2 separate regions of the Homo sapiens genome follow, and region 2 is linked to region 1. The links are chromatin loops, found by intact Hi-C in ENCODE. Cell type or tissue: MCF 10A. All regions are shown on one strand. Links, peaks and the distances in the headings refer to the core of each region. The heading gives the core; the rest is flanking DNA.

The links. Peaks named below come from ENCODE experiments on the same cell type or tissue, not always from the same donor. Only the 100,000 strongest peaks of a DNase experiment are listed, where the experiment ranks them.
Region 2: a loop joins it to region 1, with 9 times the contacts of the local background. A loop is called at or near these places in 1 of 110 quality-filtered maps.

What each region holds. Positions count from the first base shown.
Region 1 is chr1:112,609,110-112,616,698 of GRCh38, reverse strand. ST7L (suppression of tumorigenicity 7 like) reads left to right here. Exons shown (of 15, transcript NM_017744.5): 3 at 5,696-5,858. Among named protein-coding and RNA genes, the nearest start is that of ST7L, 6.2 kb to the left of the region's middle. In MCF 10A, for the core only: a CTCF peak has its summit at 2,057; no DNase peak of the experiment used is centred there.
Region 2 is chr1:112,316,958-112,321,957 of GRCh38, reverse strand. All of the region lies in intron 1 of LINC02884 (long intergenic non-protein coding RNA 2884), which reads left to right. Among named protein-coding and RNA genes, the nearest start is that of LINC02884, 41 kb to the left of the region's middle. RefSeq lists an enhancer at 1,517-2,716. In MCF 10A, for the core only: no CTCF peak of the experiment used is centred there; a DNase peak (open chromatin) is centred at 2,117.

The DNA.
Region 1 (7,589 bases), core at 1-5,000:
TGATCTCGGCTCACTGCAACTTCCGCCTTCCAGGTTCCAGCAATTCTTCTGTCTCAGCCTCCCGAGTAGCTGGGATTACAGGTGCCGGCCACCATGCCCGGATAATTTTTGTATTTTTAGTAGAGATGGCATTTCACCATATTGGTCAGGCTGGTCTCCAACTCCTGACCTCAGGTGATCCGCCTGCCTTGTCCTCCCAAAGTGCTGGGATTACAGGCGTGAGGCACCGCCCTGGCCTAAAGATCCTTTATATGGTTATAATAATTATAAATTATTATTACCTATGGATTAGCATTTCCAAAATGTATTCAGCATTTGAAAAGAGTTACCTATTCAAACAAGTTTGGGGAACACTGCATCTCCCAATCTACTTTTAAGAGATTGACAGTATTTATTTACATATTAAAGGCTTATTGTAAACTGTAGTCAGGGAGGGCTTGGGGTGTGTTGGAAATTAAATGCCTGCAGAGCCCAAGTTGGTAACAAAAATGAGTGAAATGGATAGAGTTTAATAATTAAATTCTTATTTCTTTGAGGACTGGGTAGCCTGGACAGTGCATGCCCCTTCTAAAAGAGGCTAAAGCTAATTGTTGCCATATAGACTTGGAACTAGTATTACCAGGTTTTTCAATTTTTCAAATGATTTAAAGAGAACCCAGACAGGCCGGACGTGGTGGCTAACACCTATAATCCCAGCACTTTGGGAGCCTGAAGCAGGCAGATCACTTGAGGCCAGGAGTTCAAGAACAGCCTGGCCAACATGATGAAACTCCGTCTACTAAAATACAAAAAATAACTGGGTATGGTGGTATGTGCCTGTAGTCCCAGCTACTCGGAAGGCTGAGGCATAAGAATCTCTTGAACTTGGGAGGTGGAGGTTACAGTGAACCAAGATCTTGCCACTGCACTCCAGCCTGGGCGACAGAGAGAAACCCTTTCTCAAAAATGAATGAATAAATAAGTAGAACCTGGACATACAGTTTTTATATAAAATTTGCCCATTAAAAAAAAATTGAGATGGAGTCTCACTACGTTGCCCAGGCCAGAGTACAGTCGATATTCACAGGCACCATTATAGCACACTGTGGCCTTAACTCCTGGGCTCAAGCCATCCTCCCGTCTCAGCCTCCCTAGTAGCTGGGATTACAGGCATGTGCCACCATGTCTGACTACAGCATTTTAATATTGGCAACATTGGGAAGACTAAAATTTATGTGTCATGAATTCAACTTACAGTTTTTTCAAGCCCCAGTTTCCTCATCTGTTAACTGGCAGTTAATAGCATGAACTTTATAGGATTATGAAGAGTAAATCAGATAATGTTGTAAGTTTATAACATGATAGCTGGTTCAGAATGTACACTTAATGAATTTTGGCCATTATTCTGAGAATTCTCACAATTAAGAAACCTGTTTGGCCTGATACAGTGGTTCATACCTGTAATCCTAGCACTTTGGGAGACCGAGGTGGGGTGATAGAGTTCGAGACCAGCCTGGGAAACATGGAAAAACCCTGTCTCTTCAAAAAAATACAAAAATTAGGCGTGTGTGGCGCACCTATAGTCCCAGCTACTGGAGAGGCCAAGGTGGGAGGATCACTTGAACCCTGGAGGGAGAGGTTACAGTGAGCCAAGATGGTGCCACTGCACTCTAACCTGAGTGACAGAGCAAGACTCTGTTTCAAAAAACAAAAACAACAAAACTGTTTAACTTTAATTCAACTTTTCCTTGAAGAAGATATTTTTAATTTAAAAAAAATAAAATATTTTTTATAATTCACGTTAACATCCCTAGGATGTCATGTTTACTAGTGTACACTTTGGAACAATACTGCTGCAGATAAAAATCTTAAGAAGTTTTATGCCATGCATAGCCAATAAATTTTTCTCTTCCCTTTAAATTTTTATTTATTTTTTGTAGAGACAGAGTCTCACTGTGTTGTTCAGGGTAGTCTCAGACGCTTGGGCATAAACGATCCATTCTCCTCGGCCTCCCAAAGTGCTAAGGTTCCAGGCGTGAACCACCATGCCCAGCCTGTTCTTTTTTTTATCTCTAGGTGGTGCTCTCCAGCTGTAGTAGAAATAGCATTTGTATTGGATCTATTTTTTTAAATAGGGACTAAATACAGACCATTTTGTTAAAGTGAAATGCCAAACAAGAACGAGATTTTTCTCTTGGCTAAAAAAAATAGAAGCTATTGAGGAATTCAGGATTAAAACTACATGTTAATATAAGCCTCATAATTTAACATAAGCATATTTTAGCATGTTTAGTCCATAGCATACAAAAGTCTAAGTAAAGACGATAAACTGTCTTTAAGCCAGGCACGGTGGCTTACACCTGTAATCCCAACACTTTGGGAGGATGGAGTGGGAGAATCCCTTAATGCCAGAAGTTTGAGACCAGCCTGGGCAACAACAAGACCCTGTCTCTATTTAATATGGTTTTTGTTTGTTTGTTTTAAAGAAACTATCAATATTAAGCAGCTGATATAGTGGAAAAAGCTCTGGTTTGGGAACCAGAAGATAAAATTTTGAATCTTAACTCTGCCACTTACTAGCTGATAATTTTGGGCAAGCTACATAAACTGTCTAAGCTATAATTTCCTCATTTATAAGAGGGGGATAACTTATATATATGATGTCTAAAACCTTGTAAAAAACTTTTTGTGGCCAGGTGTGGTGTCTCGTGTCTGTACTGCCAACACTGTGGGAGGCTGAGGCAGGAGGATTGCTTGTGGCCAGGAGTTCAAGAGCAGCCTGGACAAATGAACAAGATCTGGTCTCTGTATAAAATTTTAAAAATTTAGCGCGTTGTGGTGGCGCATTCCTGTAGTCCCAGCTACTTCAGAGACTGAGGTGGGAGGATTGCTTGAGCCCAGGAAATCGTGGCTGTGGTGAGCTGTGATCATGCTACTGCACTCCAGCCCGGGCAACAGAGTGGACCTTGTCTCAACAACAAAACAACAACAACAAAAACCCAAAAAAACCTTTTGTTACTCTTTATAAAACCGCATTTTAAATATACACAAATTAGGAAATTCAAGTAACATTTTAAAGGTTAAACTGTATTATTACCCTTGCAATGTTGATGGGTTTTTATTAGCAAAGGTTGTTGTGTTTATAATTTCTTTTACCACCTGGATTTAACAAACTTGTATATACATATAATCACATATACATGTATAAAGAGATATATTTATGAATCAGTCTGGTGTAATGGTTGGAAGCTCCGAAGTCAGGCAAACCTGAATAAGAATCCCAGCTCTGCCAGTTACCAGTGATGTGAACTGTTATTTAAATTTGGAATGTGTGTCCTCATCTCTAAAATCAGTTGTTATAAAAATTAAATGACATAATGCATGTCAAGGATTGGCATAATGTGTGGCTCATAGAAAGCTTTTGATAAGTATTTGCAGTTATTATTACCATTGTTCATTTGTGTTAAAAAGTTGACTCAAAAGTTGAAAAAAGCCCCTAACTTCATACTCATTCATTAGAAAACCCACCTGCACTTTGTATGGTGAAGGGAAGTGTGTTGTTGTTGCCCTTGATGGTACTTATCTTCTCTTTTTTTTTTTCGAAACAGTGTTTTACTCTGTCACCCAGGCTGGAGTGAAGTGGTACAATCACAGCTCACAGCAGCCTTGACCTGCTGAACTCAAGCAATCCTCCCACCTCAGCCTCCAAAGTAGCTGGGACTACAGGCACACACCCTCACACCTGGCTCATTTTTTTTATGTTTTGTAGAGATGGGGTCTCACTATGTTGTCCAGGTTAATCTCAAATTCCCAGCCTCAAGTGATCCTCCCACCTCAGCCTCCCAAAGTGTTGGGATTATAGGCATGAGCCACCGTGCCTGGCCCTATCCAATTTTCTTAGCCAAGATTTATTCAATATAAACCTTTTCTGTCACATGAACAGTTTCTGCTTGTGTAAAGAAGTTTTATCTCACTTCTTAGTAAAATATATGGTAGAAGTCAAACCATGGCCTCATTTGGTGGTAATTCTTGCTAACTTAAGAGTGAGCAGAAAGAGATACCATTTTAGACTGAGCATAAAACATTAGTGACATGATAGAAAAAATGCTGCACCATGATTTTCTCACACTTTCCTATAAACGTTGTGGCATGTAGTCAGCGGGCCCCAACATGACTATACTTTTGGCACCTATGTAGCATATTTGTTCTGTTATTTACTGAAGCAAAAAAATAACATTCCTACAGATTTGAAAATGCTGATTTTTTTGTGATGGGTTCTGTTTGTGGTCATAGTAAAATAGTTTTCAAAAATATTATAATCTGGCCGGTCATGGTAGCTTACACCCATAATCCTAGCACTTTGTGAGGCCAAGGAGGGCAGAGCGCTTAAGCCCAGGAATTTGAGACCAGCCTGGGCAACATGGCAAAACCTTGTCCCTACAAAAAACATAAAAATTAGCTGGGCATGGTGGCACATGCCTGTAGTCCTAGCTACACGGGAGGCTGAGGTGGGATGATCACCTGAGCCCAGGGAGGTCAAGGTTTCAGTGAGCTGTGATCATGCCACTGTACTCCAGCCTGGTGACAGTGGGATCCTATCTCAAAACATTTTAAAAAAAGGAAATAAAAAGATTAAAATCTCTTAGTTGTGCATATGCTTTGTTTATTCTTTAAAGTAATACATGTATCCACTACATTTGGCAGAAGACTAGTCTGTCAGGTGACTTTTTTTTTTTTTTTTTTTTTTTTTGAGACAGGGTCTCACTCTATTGCCCAGGCTGGAGGGCAGTGGTGCAATCTCAGCTCACTGCAGCCTTGACCTCCTTGGGCTCAAGAGATCCTCCCACTTCAACTTCCTGAGTAGCTGGAACTGCAGGCATGCACCACCTCACCCAGCTAATATTTTATTTTTATATTTTTCTGTAGAGATGAGGTCTCACTGTTTTGTCCAGGCTGGTCTAGAATTCTTGGGCTCAAGCGATTCTTCTTGAGGATCCCTCTTTTGGGACTTCTTGGCCTCCCAAAGTGCTGGAATTACAGACGTGAACCACCGTGTCTGGCCTGGTTTCTCTTTTTATATCAGTGATAAACCATGGAAATAGAAAGAAATGAATATCCTGATTTTTAAATGGTTCAATATGGGAATCAACTTGACCTTAACCTTTATTAATAATTTTGCCAAATACCAGAGTAGTACTTTTTGCTTCAGAAAGCACTTTCTTATAATTCTTGTTAACCACATTTAGCTGAGGCTCTGAGATATTAAGAGATTAAGTGACTTGCCCACAGCACACAGCTAATAAATGACTGATTTGGGAGTTAAAACATGGGCATGCTGATGCTAGTCTAGTCTGTTCATCCACTATGCTTATTATTTGAAAACTGTTTATGCTGCAGATAGAATAAAATGACAATGTAACTTAACAGAGTTAAATTACTTATAGATTAAAATGCTTCTTTCTGTTTTTAATGCTTTATTACATATGCCTAGTTTTGCTTAAGCTTGTCTAAATTTTATGACGGAACTATAAAAAATGTATTTCACTTTTACGTGACATGTTATTGGTGAATCTTGTGTTTGTATGTTTTTTTCTTTTTGAAAGGAGAGTGCATTTAAAATGCTGAATTGAACAGGACATCTTGAGAGAATGTTTTAATTTGAGCTCATGTATCTGCTGATCGATTCTAAGTGCAGGATATTTTCTGTTTGTCATAGATATTTGAATGGTGGTACTTCCATAAGCATGGCACATCTTTTATTGAGCAAGTATCTGTAAGCCATTTGCAACCACTGATGGGAGGAACAGAGAGCAGCATTTCAGAACCAGGTTCTCCTTCGAGGAACAGAGAAAATGAAACCAGCAGACAGAATTTGTCAGGTGACTACTTTTCTAATGTGTTTTCAGAGCTGTGTATTTAAGATTGAGTTTGGCTCTGGGAGATAGAAAACTCAAAACAGCAGAGTGCTGTGGTGTGCATGTTTGTGTTTCCCCCAAAATTCTAATCACCAATGTGATGTTACGAGGTAGGGTCTTTGGGAGGTGATCAGGTCATGAGGGCAGTGCCCTCAGGGATGTGATGAATGCCCTTATGAGAGACCCCAGAGAGCTGCTTGCCACTTCTACCGTGGGAGGACACCACGAGAAGGCGCCGTCTGTGAACCAGAAAGCAGACCCTCACCAGACACCAAATTTGTTGGTACCTTGGTCATAGACTTCCCAGCCTCCAGAACTGTTAAAAATAAATTTATACTGTTTATAATCTACGCAGTTTGTGATATTTTGTTATAGCAGTCCAAATGGACCAAGACACAGAAATTTGTCTTTCATGTTAATATAGTTAGTCCATGGCTAGTATGGAAAACAATAATCATCAGATACCCAGACCCCTTCTATTTTGTTAGCCTGCCATCTCCAAATGTAGTTTTTACTTTGTCGTGTAAGACTGTTGCTCTTGCTTCAGCCATCATATCCACATTCCAATCAGTAGGAAGGAAAGAAATCCGGGGTAAGGTCACTACTTCCCTCTACTCCACCCCACAGAAGCCAAGGACTATTCTCAGAAATGTTACATACTATTTCACCTTACTTCCTACTGGTCAGGTCTGTTTCATATGGCCATTACTAGCTATAAGGAAGGCTAGAAATTTTCATCATTTTCTCAGTGTATATATATATATACGCCCAGCAAATCAGGGAATCTTATGACTAATAAAGGAGAGAACAGAAACAGCCATCTCTGCCAAGAGAGAAAAGTAGGAAAAAAAATTTTTTTCAGTATACTTAAAAAGGCATCAAAGTCTCAGCTCTTCATGGATGGATATTCCATTGTCATACTTTTATTGTAGACTGTTCCTCTATTTGTGTCGAGTAATCGCAAATTTATTTATTTATTTAGTTAGAGACAGAATCTTGTCTGTTGCCAGGCTGGAGTGCAGTGGTGCGATCTCGGCTCACTGCAACCTCTCCTTCCAAGTTCAAATGATTCTCCTGCCTCAGCCTCCCGAGTAGCTGGGACTACAGGCATGCACCACCATGCCTGGCTAATATTTTGTATTTTTAGTAGAGATGGGGTTTCACCATATTGGCCAGGATGGTCTCAATCTCTTGACCTCATGATCTGCCCACCTTGGCCTCCTAAAGTTCTGGGATTACAGGCGTGAGCCACCATACCCAGCATTTTTTTTTTTTTTTGAGACGAAGTCTCTGTAGCCCAGGCTAGAGTGCAGTGGTGCAATCTCAGCTCACTGCGACCTCTGCCTCCTGGGTTCAAGTGATTCTCCTTCCTCAGCCTCCCAAGTAGCTGAAATAACAGGCATGTACCACTGCACCCAGCTAATTTTTGTATTTTTAGTAGAGATGGGTTTCACCATGTTGGCCAGGCTGGTCTTGAACTCCCGACCTCAGGTGATCTGTCTGCCTCGGCTTCCCAAAGTGCTAGGATTACAGGCGTGAGCCACTGAGCCTGGCCAGCTAGAAAGCAAATATTTTTAATGATACATAATTAGGAAAGGAAAATTTACAAAGCCAAATACAATTATTATTATTATTATTTTAATAGAGATGAGGTCTCAGTATGTTGCCCAGGCTGGTCTCGAACTCCTGGGCTCA
Region 2 (5,000 bases), core at 1-5,000, 290 kb after region 1:
CCTCCCTCTAATCCCTGCATGGACCTAATCCCCACATGGAGGAGAAAAGGTGATGGCTACAGGCAGGTAGGGTTTATAAGATGCAGGAAGGGCTGAGTTATGCATTCACAAACATTTCTCCAACTTCGCCAATAAGATAGGTCATTTCTTCTCCTTTGGGGAGAACCAGAGGGAGTGGAGAGAGGATGGAGAGAGTTTTACTGTTCTTTCCCTGGGAATGAAGTGGCATGCCCCTTTCCCCATGGAAACATAGGATGTAGGGTATGGCCCCCTAATATTTGACTTTTGGACAGGAAATAGAAAGGGGCTGTCACAAATCCCAAGGGGTTGGGATTTTTGGTGACCTCCTTAATATTTTTACTACGGTCCAGGGAAGGGTGGAAATTGAGGTCCCTCCACCCCATCTCCTAGCCCTTTCCCTTGCTGACTTCAACTCTCACCCATCCATCCTTTAAGGCCTTTACCCACTTGTCCAAGCTATGTTTGTACAAGTGGGTATGAGGGGTGTGCATATTTTTGGCACTGACTGCCCTTGGAAATATGGACCTGTGGAAGTGGCCTGTGAAGGGCAGGGAATTCCAGTGTCCCAAGTACCCAGAGTGTCATCTACAAGGGAGTTCATAGGCTCTTGGAGGGCATGTTTCTTCACCTGTGGACTCATCACCCTTGAGGAAGGGATAAGAGGGAAGAGGGGTGGGCCACAGGGGTCTCTAAACTGTGGAGCCAAGGGCAGAGGTCCTGGTTACCCAGGTCCAGGGTGGTACTGTATATATGCCCTGCAGCTTTACCGTATACCCATTAATGGGTTTTGCTGACTTCCTGTTCCTGGAGATGTTCCTATTAGAAGATGCCAAGGGCAGAAGTGCAAGCACAAGTGGAATTGCAGACCTGGGACCTTCTCTTTAGTTTTAACACCTTTCTGATTCCAGCCAAGAATGTGTCGTGATTCCAAAACACACTCAACAACGATGTGTTAGGTCTATTTTGGTTTCTGCATTGATTCACAATGAATAAAAATTAAGTTGGTACTAAATTTTATGGACTCATTTTTTAAAAATTCCTCCCTTTTGAGCATTAACTAGATAGTGCCTGTGGAAGCTGAAGACAATTTTAATTAGCATATTATCACAGCAAAGAGGAACCCTGATAATTGCTCGGCAACCTCAAGTTGCAGCCTTCTCTCACCCGGCAACACTCCTCCAAGTACTTGTCTCTGTACACCCTACCCATCCTTTAGCACTCCCAAGACTCATTTTTATTACAAAGTCATCTCCAGTCACAGTACCCCTATCTTTTGCTTGTCTAAACTTCTAGATATGTGCCAACAGGACATTCCCACCCTTACCCCATCCCAGGTTGCTTATATTAGTAATGAACTTCCATGTCTATGCTTTGTCTTCCTACTAGGTTCTCCTGGTAAGTAACTGGAAGGTAGGGATAACATCTCAAGGAGGTTCTTCCTAATAACCAGGTGACTTTCCTTATATTCTAATGAGTTCCTAAGTAGAAATGAAAGAGAGAAGTGAGAGAATAAAAGCACTAAGTAGCAATTAGTCATGTAGCTCACGTGCTGTAGAGGAAGACAGAGCTGTTTTCTAGGGTAATGGTTTTTAAGCGTTACTGGTCCTTAGACTCAACTGAGAAATGTGTACAAAATGCAGACACCCAGCCCTCCTGCCTCAGAGACTCCCAGTAATTCTGATGCAGATCAAGATTTGAAAACAACTTCCCAGGGGTATGACTTGCAAAACCAACCCTACTGACAAGAAATATCACATGAATTTTTAAAATACTGTTTTTTTTTTAAAGAATAAGAAGTCTCCTATGAAAGTTGACAAAGTACAAATAGAATAAGTTCTCTTTGCACACACACCTATAAAAATGATACTAACAAATATACATGTCAAATGCAAAATTGGCTACTTCATTTGAGCTGGTAGGTTTAATTCACTTATAATTAATCCTAGGTTTATTTTCAGCTCTGACCAGTTTGCATTTGACCTTCTTACCTGTCCTCATGCTCTCTGTTGTTTCTGTAGTTTTACTCATTAACTGTTGGATTTGATAGCCCTAACGCGGACTCCCAGGTCAGGCTTGCTCACTGACATGCCCAGCACAGAGTCCTGCCTTCCGCCCACTGCCTGAGTGCTTGTCTTGACATGTAGGAACATTCTTTCACTCCATTGCTTTAATCAGGGTTTAAGACATAGAAGAAACATTTTAAATTGTCATATTCTTTATGCTTATTTAAAAATCCAAAGTATAAAGTAAACGAATAAATGTATAGTTTATTTCATCTCTCAAATGACTCAAAATATCCTCTAGACTTCAGACACACAGTTAGAAAACCATCCTTTGAAGTTGAAAAATGAGAACGAGGTTAGAATACATATAACTAACCCACTGTGAGTTTGTAAATGTATTTTCAGTGAGTTTAGATTAATTTGCAAATCTTCTTAAGAAACAAAGATGTCTCCCACGTCTTTCCAAATTAAAATGTGATGTGAAGAAAAGTTGTATAATTAATTGTAACATGTTTGAGGTGATGTTGTCAAACAGAAGGTTGGGTACTGTCTTGAGTCCAGATAAAAAGGAACACCAATAAACATTTGCCAGCACATGCACCTGCGATTTCCATCTATTTCATCAGTATATTCTTAGAACAGAGAACGGGTATGTTCAAACAGAACATATGTTCCAGAACAAGACAACATTTTTAATAGGAATACTCTCAAAGTTTCAGTTCTATACTTGGCTTCTTAACCTGGCCTTATGGGTTTTCATTCACTTATATTTTGTCTCAGATTTCTTGTTTCTTACTAGTTTTTTTTTTTTTTGGCACTTTTATAATATTCTGATGAACTGTTGCTTTAAACTTCCATTCTAAGATTGGCTATTGAAACCAGTTTCACTTTCCACTAAGACCTTATATTCCTTTTGCCCTGGTTCTACACTTGCCACTAGGGAGCTTTTGGCCTAGCCACGAAGAGGGGACTCCTGGCACTCTTTCAGGAAGAAGGCAGGGTGGGCAGTTTTACCTTCAGTTCCAGAAATGCAAACCTCTTGAGAGCTGAATGTGTTCTTGCATCCTCAAAGCAGTACCAGGAGAAGAGCCATATTTGGAGGCAAGTGTTGGGCATATCCAGCCTGGGCAGCCACTTCCTGAGCCTCTCTCCAGTCACCAGGCAGTAAATGGTTTATAGACACAGAGGGACTGGTATGTCTAATTAGAAGACAAGAAGCTAAGGGTACACTGCCAGCCAAACAATAAAGTGGTAGCAAGCATTTAATAATGATAAGTAATAATGACTTTTTGTTAATTATGATTAATGGTTCATTATTTAAGAATATCTAGGCATTATTTTATGCATTTTTACATCTAGAATTTTATTTCTCAAAATAACCCTATGAAGCAGGCATAATATTATCATCATTATAGAGATAAGGAAACTGAAGCAGAGAGTAGTTAAGCAACCTTTCCAAGGCCACACAGCTAGTAAGTAGCAGAACTTGGATTCCAACCCCGTCTGATTCCACGATGAAGATTTTTTGACCAGTGTGTTATACTATCTTCTGTGTATTACAGGGTAGGGGACACTGACATTCAGAGTTGTAACAAGGCCTGGGGTTAATTAACCTGGACTCTGGGCTTAGAGTATTATGACCCATGCCAGGCCCCAACAAGTGCTGGGCTTGTGTTGCTGAAACGGCTTCTTGCCCTGGTTAGGATGAGTCCTGGAACCAACGAGGCCCGAGGCCACAGAAAGAGGATGGATCTGGGAAAGACATAAGCTGACAGCCTCTTCATTCCCTCACTTAATTTCAACTTTGTACAAAACAGCTGCTCTTTATAGATGTGTTGTTTAATTGACTGATTGAAACTAGAATTCAAAATGACCCAAGGACAGTGCCAACATTTCTCCAAAGGAGGGGCTTAACAGATGACAACTGGTTGAGAAAAGAGGAGGCAGGCAACGGAACTGGTCTTGTAGTTACTTTGTACAGTCAACTATGGTTTTGTTTTAAAAAGTATGTTTATTTGGGGTAGCTTGGGAGCTGATGGAGATTTGGCAGGAAGAAAGAACCTTCTCTGAGACATTTCCTGGTTCCGCCTCTGGCGAGTGCTGAATGTGGATGTTATTAACATGTTTGTAAGTTCAGTGGCATCCATGTACATGTGGTGTAATGGTGTGCTGGCACCCTCGGATATAGAGAATAGCTGGGCACTTACAGCTCCAAGTGGTTTTGAAAGGCAGGGGCACGGCTAGTGTGTCTGAAACCTACCTAACTGAGAGCCGAACAGGAAGAGCTCAGGAATCTGCACTCTGGGATAGAAGTGTGCTTAGTTTAGTGATCAAGAGTGGATAAAATTCCATTAGAGGTAAATGTTGTCAGACAGCAGCCTGGAAAGATATATTTTAAGCTGAGAAATTACTTAATAAATTCAGACCAACACTCTGTGACATTTCCCACAAGACTTTAATGCTGTTTACAAATTCCAGAGAACACCCTGAGTCGTTTCTGGCATGGGCTTATGATTTATTTCAAAGGAAAATGGGACAGAGTGTGTGGGTTTGTGTTTAATGTGAAAAGGGATTTGGAGATGAAAAGTCAACTGGCATGAAAGATTGCAGGGCAAATGCAAAGCAGCGGAGCATGTGGGTGGCCTTGGAGCATATAATAGGGTGTTGAGAAGGGAAGGGGCCTCTCACCACTCAAGCACTAATCAAATAGTTGCATTTGCACAGGCCAGTAATGCATTCAAGAGGGTGAGTTGGAGGCAATGATAGATCCAGGGTTTCTGAAGCACTTGAATCCCAAGACTTTCATATGAAGAATAGGCAGAGCTTCCACCCTAAGGAGGGAGGGCAATTATATTTCATTCTCCACAAAAGTCAACATTTAGAGGGCACGACCTTCATCTGCAATGAGACGGACTTCAGTTAGACCAAAGGAAGTTATACAGAAAGAAAATAAGACCTTGGGCTAAGAACGTGAAG